Regions from separate parts of the Homo sapiens genome. Here region 1 is linked to region 2. The links are chromatin loops, found by intact Hi-C in ENCODE. Cell type or tissue: dorsolateral prefrontal cortex. All regions are shown on one strand. Links, peaks and the distances in the headings refer to the core of each region. The heading gives the core; the rest is flanking DNA. Region 1 overlaps KIAA1958. Region 2 overlaps KIAA1958.

Region 1 (4,401 bases), core at 309-4,308, 54 kb before region 2:
TGTAGAGGCCACTAAGTGCTGGCTCAAAATATTAAACAATGAAGTACACAGTTACTTAAGTCACACATAGAAATGTTGACTGGCACAGCCTTTTAACACAGTTTTTCAGTTTAACTACAATAAGTGATAGCAGCAGTGGTTAACAATTCCACATCAACACCACAAACACACATATGAAAGAGCACCTGTAACAACATGCAAAATCTCAACATCACTGAATATTACACAATGCATAGAAATCGTAATGATTTTTGGCAAGGTGTTTTTTTTTTTTTGTAACAAATGCTTTATAAAACAAAAGTTATTTCATTATAAATGCTGTTTAAAAAGTTGTAACAATCTAATGGGTTATAGATATAAAAGTTCAGTTAGATAAAGTTAATCTGAGTGGGTTAATACTAAACATGGACCTCCTACTTCATCCAATATAAATAAACAATTATAAATTAATTTCTAGTGGAAGTACACTAAGGGATTTATAAAAGAATTACAGAAAATAAATGGACATAAAAATCACTAAAACACAGTATACACAATTACTGTTAGGAATCTATATTGCTGATATCTTCCTAATTCTACTTATCACAAACAAACAATGCCAAAGCATTTTCAAAGCTCTTATTGAAATGAATGTATAAATGGTAAAAATGCTGTCTAATTCCAGTGTAATATCAAGACAAACATTAGAAGTCTAACATAATTCAACATTACAAAAAAAAGACAAATCACACTGTACCTTTTTAAAAAACATCTAAAATTTGAACTTTTTCAACTATGATCTGGTAAATATGATTTGTAAAATAAAAATTTGTGAAACGTTTAAATATTTATGCTTGAGTTCCTTTTCAGAAGAGTAAGCAAGATGAGAAATACAAATAATTTGCATTTAAGTAAGTTTGAATTTCTACATCTACTTACTGTAGGCCTCTTTCCTTAGTTACCATTTTTCCCCTTTACTATCTCTAAATAAATTTACTTCAGAAACTTCCTAATTATGTTGATAGAAATTTGATCCTTTTGACTGAGGATATGTCCCAAAACTTTAAATACGATTTGTAAAACTTGCCAGACTAAAAAATACTGTGGGTTGCATTCAGAACCAGTAGTATAGATGCTATGTAGCTCGATATCCAAGTGAATATCAAATTAAACAAAAATGTATTTTTGTTCATAATCTATAACTAGAATTGATATTCTTGAAGACTGTAGTTTCCCCTCCATAACTGAAAACTAAATATAAATTGGGTAGGCTGAGAGATGTTTGTTAGAATCAAAGAACAATTACATTTACAGATTTTCCTATCAAACTCCAAAAAGAAAAGTTGCTAAAACTAAGATGTAACACAACACAATGAAAAGTGAAATGTCACATTCAAGAACAGCCTATTGGAACTTGGCAGCTTGAATCTACTCCTAAGAGAAATTTGTGGGTTTTAAAAACAATTAAAATTTGGAAAACAAGAAGTAGAAATATAGGGTTGTTTTTCCTCTCTAAACTCTACCTGTGGACAGGAAGTCAGGGTGCCTGCCTCTAGTCCCGGCTTTAACCCTGACAAGGGAAAGCTCACACCCTAACAGGGTGTGAGCACCTGGGCATTCACCTCCTTTCTCTGGGGCTATTGCCTCTTTTGTTAAAGGGTGGATGAGGACAGAGCAGTGGCTCATGCCTGTAATTCTAGCACTTTGGGAGGCTGAGGTGGGGGGATCACTTGAGTCCAGGAGTTTGAGACCAGCCTGGGCAACACAGTGAGATCCCATGTCTACAAAAAATTTTTAAAAATTAGTCAGGCAGGATGGTATGAACCGGGAGTCCCAGCTACTTGGGAGGTTGAGTTGGGAGGATTGCTTGAGCCCAGGAGTTCAAGGCTGCAGTGCCACTGCAGTGAGTCTTGATTGTGCCACTGCACTCCAGCCTGGACAACAGAGCGAGACCCTGTCTCGAAAAACAAATAAATACATTAAAAGGTAGATTAAATGTTTCCAATTTTATTTTCCAGCTAGCACACCTGAAGGATGCATTCCAGAGGGAACAGCAGCTCAGTCAGTCTAGTGAGTCTCAAAGGAGGGGAGGGGGTAGGAAACATGAGACCTCTGGGGAATTTGTTTGAGGTTGTGTTCTCTTGGCTATTTCTATCTTCTTGCGCTCCCCACTCCCTACCTACATGAGGACGTGGTGACTCCTACTCTTCACAGCATTGAAAATCACTGGGCTAGATGATCTCTTGGGTCCTTTCCAGATCTAGCCTCTATGACTAATAATACAACAAAGACAATGGTTTACATTAACACACAGACCTAATTAATATTCTAATCAAACTGGGACTCTGACCTAATTAATACTCTGGTTCTAATTCACAAAAGTCATTGTTTACATAAGAACTCAACGTAAGTGTATTAAAATGCCATTAAAAAAAATTTTTCAAGCTTTTGCTCAGCTTTGGCAGGCCCAACTGGTCAATTTACAAACAGGCTGGACCATGAGGAATTTTAAATGTCTTCCTTTTCTGTTTAGAAAAGTAAAATTAGAGTTCTTGGTACTCCATCAATATCATCTCTTCTTTTCTGTTGTTATATCACTAGAAATACACCAACTCCCAAAAGAATGATATCTGCAATGTATTTCTTTATTCCAGTTCTATTTGATGGCAAGGATCTCTAAAATTATCCTAGCTTCATCACTTTGCTTTATGAAAGGCTATGCACTCAATATCATGTTAACCAGATCCAAGTGGGAAGGGAAAGCAATGTTTGAATACCATGCACTAAACAACGATTGAGGATGCCCTTGCCAATGTGCATTTCTTAATTGATCACTGCCTATCTGTACCATATTGTATGGTAGATGTACAGAGACATATCTTGTATAATAGAATTCTATTTGGGAAACATTTATTAAGCTGATAGAGAACTTGCTAATTCTTTCAGTACTTGTAACTATTTTTTAATGAACGCTTTAAAAGATATCTTGCTCCAAGAAATTATACATTCCCCTTGACTTTCCTCCCTAGGCTTAGGTATCTATTTCTTCTGTCATCTGGGAGAGAGTTTTTATTTACAGGTGCTTAGTATTACAGCTTTATTTTGGCTAGAGAAATAAGGATCAAAATATACCTTTCCTATAGATAAAGAAAATCAGTCAGAAGAGGGCTGATTAAGATCAGAAGTGTCTGTCTCACATTAAACTGCAGATAGTCGAACCAGAAAAAATCTGAATAGGTTCACAGTCTACCTCTAATTCATATTTAGTATCTGGTCAATGGCAATCGATACTGGCTTATAGGCAGTCCCTCTGCCTAGACCCTCCCACTTCCCTGCCTGAATTATAAAGGACTCTCTTGAAATTGGGGTTTTGGCTTTAATTGGGGTAAAAATAAATTATACACATATACACACTTGCCTCCATGACAAAGTTAGGTGTTTTTTAGAGTGACACAAACTTCTGCTCTCTGCTGGTAACCAGGGATAAACAAACTGCTTAATATCTCATCTCAAAATACTACAGTAATGACGCCTAAATAATGTTGTGCTAACATTGATCTCAATCAATGAGTTGAATTAATTTGATGATTTTAGTACACCTGGGATTTCATTTATAATTTATAACTTCAGAGGGTCTACAGAAGCACAGCAAATCACTTCTTGAACAAGTAGCTACAGCAGAAAAAGAGAGTGCTTAATGGGATCTGGATCTAATTTCAGATACGGATGCTCTTACATATTAACTGTGACATGGGCAAGCCATTTGACTTTTCTGGATTTCCTCAATTATAAAAGGGAAATAATAATACTTACCTAATGGGACTATTGTGAGAATTAAGTGAAACAACTTATAAAGCACTCAGTACAATGGCACATTGTCAGTGCTCAAGAGGTGATAGTCATTGATGACAGATCTGTACACTCTGATGCATATGTGCACCTACATGAACACAGTGGATGGTACAGAAATGCCTTCACTTTATTGATTTTAAAACAGGCTCTAAGAAAGATTCTCCAGAAAATACTCAAAGCAGAATTACGTATTCCACAGCAGACCAACATATTCAATGAATAAATAATGGATAAATTGCATGGGTACAAAGTTTGGAAAACTATGCAAAATAGTATTAGCATAGAGTTTTTTGCTGGGCTCTCAAAAATGAACTAACTTTTATTACAATGTCTTTTATAAATTCTTTGAGAGCAGGGACTATTTCATGTGTCTTTATACCCCTCCAGGTTTGGCCCCTAGCTGTTCAATAAATACTGTTGATGTGACTACAAATTCTCATCTCAATAAAGTCATTGATTTCATGGCATCTGCAAGCTAAGCCATATGATTTAGTCAAGTAAATGCTATGAAAGTTTCAGCTAATAATAATCTAACTGAAAAACCAAAGAGATCAAATGTATGCCAGAAGA
Region 2 (4,401 bases), core at 284-4,283:
GGAAGGCTGTAGACCAAAGAAGCAAGGATGGGGAAGCGGGAGGCCCTGCTCTAACCACTCTTAGGACCAGGCTTCCTGTCTCCTGGCTGTCTGCAATTCCTGAAATATTGCCTTTCATCCCACCATTAGAGGTTACAAAGTATGTCTGGTGTTTTCTACCATCTGAGGGTCTCATAAAGCCAAGCATAACCAACTATCAAATAGAAGCAAATCATTCCTTATTAGGCAGGAGACAAAAAGAAGCCCTTGTTAGGAGTCCCTGAGGAGTGAGGACAACATGATGGGTAGGAAAGTGAAAGGGGACATGTGGAGTCTGCAAGGGGCTGGAAAGGTTAGTAAGGCTCTGCCAAGAGGGGGGTCCTGGGAGCACTGGTCAGGGAGGCACAGGAATCTTTATGTGTGATTTTGTCGGCCCTGGCTATCTGCAGCTGTGGGTGACAAGAGGTGCCCCGCTGGTGCTCTGCAGTCAGGCACCATGGTCTAACCACAATGTCAGGTGGTTACACCAAAGTGGACAGACACCTGAGCCATTCCCTGCCCTGACTCCATGGCGCCCTGTCAGGGAGGTTAGGTAAGTTCAAATCCTTTAACATACTATTAAGGTCTCTGTTGATGTGGCCACGGCCACCTCTCAAGCCTCATTTCCTACGACCATGGCCTCTTCCCACACTTCTTGTGGTCCCCTCTTCTCTAAACCCCCTACTGGTGAGAATCTGATTCTTTGGCTTGATATGCTGCCCTTCTCTTTCCTCACCTGGCCAGCCTCTTCAAAACTGAACCTGCGGCTACTTCCTATTGGCATCTTTCCAGACCCCCTTTCTGCCTCAGAGATTTATTTAGCTTCCCTTCACCCATGCCTGTATCATCTCAAGGGATTTGCCTTTGCTGTACTGTTATCATTGATTTGCTTGTCTGTCTCTCAGACCTAATAATTTCCTGAAGGCAGAAACTATGACTTAATTATTCACTCATCAGTGAGGACCTACTTGGGGATATGGAAATTCAAAAGGCATGGTCCTGTTCTTGGGACATTATAACCTATTGTCTAGTATGCAGTCGTTGTCGAATAAATGAATGAAGAATGAATGAATGTTTACATACTGCCAGCACCATCAACACTTACAAAGTGAACGTATAAGACTCTCTCAAGTCAGACACATAAATTTTCCTCAGATCACTTTTATTGTAATCATTCAAGGGATTAGACAGTTTTCTCCCGGATAGTGTAACCCAAACCCAGCCACCCTGTATACGCAGAAGAGTGACAGATGAGCTCCCAGAGTTCATGAAGCAGCCATGTAAACGGAAAGAACATTGACTGGCGTGGGAGTCAGGAACGTGAAATCCCAAGCCTGGAACTGCTCCTGTGGTCTCAGACAAGGCACTAATTATCTCTAAGCCTACAATGCCAGGACTACGTGATCTTACATTTCCTTCATACTCTAGAAATTTAGACTTATTTATGTTCCTTTCATGTAACTTTGGTTAAAGTAGAAATGTTAAAAAAAAAAAAAAAAGACATAGATTGGTTTGTGTGTTTGTTCTGAACTTTTTTTATTTTATTTCTTTTTATTTTTTATTTTTATTTTTATTTTTTGTTTTTATTTATTTATTTATTTTTTATTTTTTAACCTAGGGGTGTCCCTAGGTTGCCCAAGCTGGTCTTGAACTGGGCTCAAGCAATTCTCCTGTCTCAGCCTCCCAAAGCTCAGGGATTACAGGCATGAGCTACTGCACCCCAGTCTGTTTTGAACTTAACATAGCTATTAATATTTAATTGGTGTGGCAGAGACTGCTATTTTGCCTACCCAGTGTCCATTCTCTCTTACTCCTCACAGAGAGTCCAAATTTGTTAAGGCAGCAATGTGCTCACTAAAATATTTTTCCCAGCTTCCCCTGGAGCAAGGGTGGCCCTATGACACAGTCATGGCCAAGGACACGTAAATGGAAGGGGTTCGCATCATAATCCTGAAAGACAAAATTCTGAACGCCATAGTTCCAAATGTTGAAATCCCGAAAGATCAAAATCCCTAAAGTCTAACATCCCCAAAATCACAATCATAGGATAGCTACATCATGTTAGGTGGAACTATTACCTTGTTATTGTCTTTATTTGGAAATTAAGTATGGTTTAAGGAAATGCATATGAGTGATAAACTGACATGGGGTGAACTTGTGGACTTAAATTCAGGTGTCAATTTGACTGGATTAAGGAAGACTTAGAAACCTAGTAAAGCATTATTTGGGGGTGTGTCTGTAAGGCTGTTTCCAGGAGAGATTAGTGTGTGAGTCTGAGTGGATTATGTGAAGATCTCGCCTGAATATTGGCGGGCACCATCTAATCAGCTGGGGCCCCAGACAGAACAAATACAGAAGGTGAATTGTTCTCTCTCTGAGAGCTAGCATAGGCTTCTTTTTCGCTGCCTTGGACATCAGAACTGGAGGCCTCCAGCCTTTGGACTCTGGGACTTACGCCAGCAGTTCCCAGGTCCCGGCCTTTCAGCCTCAGGCTGAGAGTCACATCATTAGCTTCCCTGGTTCTGAGGCCTTTGGATTTGGACTGAACCACTATACCAGCATCCCAGGGTTTCCAGCTAGCAGACAGCCTGTTGTAAGACTTCTCAGCCACATAATCGCATGAGCCAATTCCCCTAATAAATGCCCTCTCATGTATATATGCATATTCTATTAGTTCTGTCTCTCTGGAGAATCTTGACTAATACAGATTTGGTACTGGCAAAGCCAAGTATCATTCCTTCTTACTGTATTCCTTACAACACAACAGAAGAGACTACGAAATGTTCCCTTGCAAAAGGGCTGTGATAAGTTAAATATACAAGGTTACTAAATGGTGAAAGATAAAAGTTTAAAAGCTAATTATTATTGGTGCTGCACAAGCAGAAAATTGCTTAACTGCAGCAGCCAAGCAACAAGCAGACTTTCAGATGGATAGCATATACTTACAAAATCTGTAGACCACAACCACCCTCCAAATACAAGTGCAGCAAGTGTTTCAAAGATCACAGAAAACACAGGCCAAAAGTGCAAGAAATCTCCCCGGCCAAATTATTCAATCATGTAAGACTTCTGCCCCTTCACGTATAGCACCATGCTTCCATTCAAAAAACGCCCTCCAGCAGAAAATAAAAAGAATTCAACAAGCTCAGTGACCTTCTGAACCAAAGATACTTGTTGATACTGAGGTTCTTCAATGTTAAAAAACAAACAAACAACATTAAATGGTGAACTATTCTTGATTAGTTATTTGACTGTCAAAGACAGATTTCTTATATTTACCACTAAATCTAACACAGAAGAACTAGCACATGCTTCACGTTAGCTAATAAACTGCACTTTCAAAATCATTCCCACTGTTTATCAACTATATACAATTCATGTCCCTGTTAGATCTGAAAATTCTAGAACTTATCCACTCAATTATGTATTAATGACAAGAAAAAGTAAAACACTTAATAAATGCTTATTTGGGCCAGGTGCAGTGGCTCACACCTGTAATCCCAGCACTTTGAGGAGCCGAAGTGGGTGGATCACTTGAGGTCACGAATTTGAGACCAGCCTGGCCAATGTGGTGAAATCCTGTTTCTACTAAAAATACAAAAAAAATTAGTCAGGCATGGAGGCGCACACCTGTGATCCCAGCTACTCGGGAGGCTGAGGCGGGAAAATCATTTGAACCCGGGAGGCGGAGGTTGCAGTGAGCTAAGATCATGCCATTGCACACCAGCCTGGGTGACAAGAGCAAAACTTGTCTCAAAAAAAAAAAAAAAGAATTCTAAAAGGAATTTCAAAGTGTTACCAATAAAGTTTGTGTTTCCCATTCAGCCTAATGCATTTGGCAGGAAATTCAGATGAGCTGATTGGCTACAATGATATGGCAATGATACAAACTTCAGTTAAAAGCGTCATTTGCCTGCACTGGCATTCCTTTCAGCAAGATGACATTCCAGAAGCTTTTAATGAATTAAAGCCATATTGCCTGAAGAAGCCAGCAATGTACTGACTAGTTCAAAAATAATTATGTGCACAATAGGATAAGAAGACACTTAATGCAATGGTGTTGCTGTTTCATCACCAGTATTGCTTCTGCCAAATTTGTGGTCTCTGTATGAGTACATGTAGAATGAATTTCCACCTACTCACAATACAGAAGCATGGCACAGAAAACGGGGAAATTTAATAGGCAATGCTCATGTTGTTGTATATGGAATCATACAAGAATTTCAAAAAGAACAGTACCACATATAGAAGGAATGTGAACATATTCTCCAACGAGAGCCATGTCCGAAAAGACAAAAAGCAGCTATTCATCAAGATGCAACACTTCAAAATACAGTTAATGATCATGAAAGTCGGCCAGTTCTTACAGACTACCTCCATGCA

The links. Peaks named below come from ENCODE experiments on the same cell type or tissue, not always from the same donor. Only the 100,000 strongest peaks of a DNase experiment are listed, where the experiment ranks them.
Region 1: a loop joins it to region 2, with 2.1 times the contacts of the local background. A loop is called at or near these places in 1 of 110 quality-filtered maps.

What each region holds. Positions count from the first base shown.
Region 1 is chr9:112,622,698-112,627,098 of GRCh38, reverse strand. The region is part of intron 2 of KIAA1958; the gene reads right to left. Among named protein-coding and RNA genes, the nearest start is that of INIP, 93 kb to the left of the region's middle. In dorsolateral prefrontal cortex, for the core only: no CTCF peak of the experiment used is centred there; no DNase peak of the experiment used is centred there.
Region 2 is chr9:112,569,011-112,573,411 of GRCh38, reverse strand. All of the region lies in intron 1 of KIAA1958, which reads right to left. Among named protein-coding and RNA genes, the nearest start is that of HSDL2-AS1, 84 kb to the right of the region's middle. In dorsolateral prefrontal cortex, for the core only: CTCF peaks have their summits at 2,213 and 2,413; a DNase peak (open chromatin) is centred at 2,461; H3K27ac peaks cover 1,204 bases.